Regions from separate parts of the Homo sapiens genome. Here region 2 is linked to region 1. A link is an interaction called in ENCODE POLR2A ChIA-PET data of the cell type or tissue named here. Cell type or tissue: HepG2. All regions are shown on one strand.

The links. ChIA-PET counts read pairs that join two places held together with the same protein. Peaks named below come from ENCODE experiments on the same cell type or tissue, not always from the same donor. Only the 100,000 strongest peaks of a DNase experiment are listed, where the experiment ranks them.
Region 2: POLR2A ChIA-PET joins it to region 1 with 6 read pairs; 2 of 35 experiments call an interaction of 5 or more read pairs at or near these places.

Annotation. Positions count from the first base shown.
Region 1 is chrX:20,478,111-20,480,610 of GRCh38, forward strand. No RefSeq gene overlaps it. Among named protein-coding and RNA genes, the nearest start is that of RPS6KA3, 210 kb to the left of the region's middle. In HepG2, no CTCF peak of the experiment used is centred here; DNase peaks (open chromatin) are centred at 1,051 and 2,011.
Region 2 is chrX:20,270,306-20,272,805 of GRCh38, forward strand. No RefSeq gene overlaps it. Among named protein-coding and RNA genes, the nearest start is that of RPS6KA3, 4.6 kb to the left of the region's middle. In HepG2, no CTCF peak of the experiment used is centred here; DNase peaks (open chromatin) are centred at 466 and 1,186.

The DNA.
Region 1 (2,500 bases):
TTTCTCACTCTCCAATCCTGCCTGCTCCATCTATTTTGGTGATGTTGCCCCAGTTTTAATAATGATGCTTTACAGCCCATTGCAGATGCTGTTAGAACTCTGCCATTATCCCCCTGGATCCCTTTAGTATTTTTGCTCACACCTGCTTCCTGCATGACATGCATTCGCTCTCAACAGCAACACCTGCCGATCCTTGCTGGCGGGCTGCCCTAGGCTACTAGCACCTGCTTTGCCTGTGCAATAAGAGAGTTCGAAGTGCCTCTAGGGGTAGCCCTTGACTGATGACTGACAGCCTAGGAGTATAAACGCTGCAGTCCCTTTACTCATGATGGAAACAACTCTGAGATGTGACCTCCACATGTCCCCAGAACTCCCTCAGCATGGAGCCTAAGTTACCCTCCATGGGGATTTGCTGGATGCTGCACCCTTGCTTGGCCTCCTTCCCATCCCAGTCCCACTTCCCATTCTCTACTTGGGAATATCTACTAAATAAATAACTTTCACATGAATTTGCAGTCTTCATCCGGAGAACCCCACCTACAACAAGCTCCATCTTTGCCCCTAGCTCTCCACCTATTTGTCATAAGATTTTTTTTGAGGGCAGGTACCTTGGCATAGTTTCCTGCCTCCCCTCCACACATATGCACTACAGAAATGTTTACTTATTTGCTTTTAATATGTTCCTATCCTTAGAGTTCCTTCCTATTTTCCAGGTTTCCCTGTTTCAACTATCATTGCTTCTCAGATATGCTAATTTTCTTGCTTTGCTTATTACTGATGGCTTGTCTATCTGCCCTCTCTAATTCAACATGTTAAACATTCCTAAGTCATAAGTCAAATACCATATGTTCTCACCTATAGGTGGGAGCTAAGCTCTGGGTATGCATAGACATACAGAGTAGTATAATGGACATTGGAGACTCAGAAGGGAAGGGTGGGAGGGGGACGAGGGATAAAAACTATATATTGGGTACAATGTACACTATTCTGGTGACAGGTACAATCAAATCTCAGACTTCACCGCTATACAATGCATCTATGTAACCAAAACCCCCTTGCACCTCAAAAGCTATTGAAATTAAAACAAAAAAACTATTACTAACATGGAGACAAACTAATTTCTTTGAAAAATGTAAACCATTTAAAAGGCAAATATTACCAAATCTATTCACCATCTTCCTTATCTGGCCTTGAAGGACTATTTATGCACTATTTAACCCAGTTGACCTGACCAGTGGACCTGGTTTTCCACAGAAGTGGCTAGATTCTTTGAAGTTAATGTTGGACTTGATTTTTTAAAAGCAGGCCCTGAAAAATTTTAAAGGACTATATGTCCAGAATATTATAAAATCAACAAAAAGAAACATTCCTTGTATTTTCCTCTTATTTTCTATACCTTTCTTCTATGTTTTGCATTAGGTGCTTGCTCAAGATCTCAGTCATGCTTTGACTCAGTTTAACAGTCAAATCATTACTAATCGTACTACCTTTTCATAGTTCACACTTCTAAAATATTAACTTGTAAAAGAAGGAATGCGATAAAGCCATCAGAACACCAAGTGGTGTCTTTATTTCTTAATCATTTTCTAAAACATTACTTAATTCAGTTGAATTCAGAGAAACTTTTAGTAATTCTTATCAGATGAATTTATATACATACCATTGTGGAAAATAAAATAACTTGTGAGCATCTTTGATACAGCCTCAATCAACATTGATGTTGAAACCAGAGGCTGTAAGTTTCAAATAGCAGTTTATGAGAAAACATGGAGAGAAATTTTAAGATGTTGGCGTGAACACTTCTGACAATGTAAAACACTCGGCTAACCATTGCCCTTTGCTTCGACAGATAAGAAGTTTAGCAAATATTTACATACCAGTTTTCACAACATTTAAGCTAAATTTTTACTTCTATGTATTGTCATTATAAGGTTTAACTTCTAAGACTGTTTACTAAAAAGGGCAAAGAGCATTTTTATAATATTGCAAGGTCTGTCTTAATAACTCCAAAGACTGCTGACTTGTAACCCTGAGACTGAATGTTTATTACAGGAAGCTGCATGTTAGAATGTTTGAGGTAGAAAATTGTGCTTGTTTGCTTCAACTTGTAAACTACGTTTTTCATAAAAGGTTGATTTGACTCACCAACTCTTTGATAATTGTCCTACCATTTTTGACCTCACTGATCCAGCTCTAATTAACTCAACAAATAAAAGAGAATGTGCAGATTAGTTTGGAATTAAGGACATAGCTGAAGGCATTCCTTGGGAAAAGTGATTTTGCCAACAAAATAAATACTCTAACAAAAGAATGTTAAAACACCAATACAGATCACATCACTCTTCATAAAACCCCCAAACTGGAAGCTATCCAAATACTGCCTGACAATAGTAGGTTGGATAAATATACTGTGGTATATTTATAGAATGGAATATTATAAAGAAATGAGAATGCTCTGCAATCAGGCACAATGACATAGATGGCTCTCATAAACAAAATG
Region 2 (2,500 bases), 210 kb before region 1:
GGCTACTATAAATGTATACTTACATATGTGGCTTTCGAGACTTTTATGTATTCCTACAAGTCATATAATGTTAAGTGATATCTTCAGATTCCAATGTCTTTTTGGCTTCCTTAGTGCAGAATCAGCAGAAAGGGCTGATTCAGTTACCTACTGATCCCCACCCTCCCCAACAAATCTCCCAGTCAGAACCAAAATATTGGAAAGTTCTTACTTGAAACTACAGTAGAGCGAAACAGCAAACCTCAGTAGAAAATCTGAAGGAGGTTTCCAAGAAATCATTCCTAATGTATGACGGGACAACTAGATTTAACCTCCTCTGCCCCCAACAATTTCCTGCTATAATTATAACCTTTGTATACAAGTTTAAATGGGCATTTATTTAACAAAATAACATTTGTTCAAAAAATAGAGTTACATCAGTCTGGAAAAGTTGCAAGATGACTAACTATGGCTCATGGCACAATCTCTACCTCATATACATCCAAAGTTCACAGCTCTGTACATATAGATTTGTCACTACTGTAGAAAATCCCAAAAGTGTAATCATCATCACCTCTAGGAAAAAGTTTTTTCCTTTCATCTGGATTATCCAAATTATATTATCCAAAGCATATTTATTTCGATTCATATTTATCCAAAGCCTATTTATTTTTTCACAAAAAAAGGAAAGGTAATAGCCAGAGACTATTTAACTTTCTTTTCAGAGAGAAAGAAAGGTAAGATTTAGGCTCAAATCTTATCTCATATAAGACAATAGTTTAACAAAATACATGGTTACATATGTTTCATGTGTGTGAATTTTGTTTTTTCCTTGAAATGTCTCCAATAAAAATTATTAAGGCTATTTTCCTGATTGACACAGATCTTAAAGAACAGGCATTTCTACATCAATTTGAACATTTTATTTGAGAAAATTCAAATTTTGGAAAATGTAAGGTTCTAGGTTCCCTTCCAGATACAAAGTTCAAAGATTTTAGAGTTGCATATGATGAAAGACAGTAAAATCTATAAAGGTGAAGACAATCTATAATACAAATACATGAAATGTTTAACATTCTTTCCAGTTAGGCAGGATGGGGTCATGATAAGAGCAGAGACAGGCCTGTGTCCAAACTTCAGGATTCTTTATCTTAGCTTCAGCTTTGCTTAGACCGGCATGTAGTTGCTGTTCAACAAATATTTGCAGAATAAACTTTGTTTTTCTCATCTGAAAATAGGAATAATAATACTTGCCTTGTATGATTGGTGGGAAGATTAAATGGAGGTAATGTCTGTAAAGCATTAAGCATGGTGCCTGCCACATAGGAAACATTCAATAAATGGAGGTATTGTTATCAGCTGCAGAAAGGGAGTACTCCTGCATACATAATGTAATTCAAATATCTCACTCTTGAAAGTTACCTCGTTCCATTTGCTGTGTGAGCATTTTATTGTAGTGTGATCTATTTCTTTAGGGCACTCTTGTATCACAAAAAATGATACTGTAAGTAACCTGTGAAATGCAAATAAAAGAATGTAGAGCAACTTACTCTTCTGTTTTTTGAGCTACATATGTTGAAATGCAAATGATTACAGGTCAATTGCCTCATAGGCTATGATCAAAATCTAGTTTATGTAATGCTCAAAATAAACTAACAAATATATGATTCAAAGTGAACATTACCTGACTCATACTTATGTAGGGAGAATGAGAGGAAGAGGGAACTATGAAGGAGAGGCCTGTGTCAGACATGCTTTAATGTCTTCTTCTTTTATTGGTTTCCGAAATGTTTAATCCTTAGAGGTGTCATTTTCTTCCAAGAGTCATTTGAAGGGAAAGAATTATGGGGCTTTGATACTTGACAAGGAACTGAGAAGCCATTCTGGAAGCTTTAATAAGCTACTGTTTTACTTTAGTTTTCATTTTGCTAGAACTGAAAAGACCCTCTAAATTTTCTTGTTTATAAACACTAATTCATGAGGGAGATAATACATTAAAATTTCATTTCAAACTGATGTTGAAAACAGTTGCTTTGACATTAAGCAAAAATCTCAGTATAAAGTATTCCTTCAGAGAATAAACGTTCCCATTTTGTAACTATCAATTTACTTTGGTTGGTTAGAACAGTGGTTCTCACATTTTTTTTTTTTCAGTCCACAAACCATTTTGAAGCAAAAACCCAAGGACCACCAGTTCCTACTCATCGCCATGAAAAAAAATTTTCAAACTTTATTGAACTCTTGCTTTAAAACATGGCTGTTATTGTGGTTATGTTTTTTAAAACTTTATATTTGTGCTTTTGAATGCAAATTTGAGTCTGCAACTGGAAAAGATACTTTTTTTAAAAAATTCTTTTTTAGTGACTTGTATTTAAGACCAGCCCGTAGCCAGACCTCAACTGGAAGTGTCTTTGCAGAACACTATGGAATTAAATGGAACTCTATTCTTTGACCACCAGCTGAATCCCAAATCTCCATGTTTGGAAACTCTGCAGCTTTAATCACAAAAATTGTGTGAGTG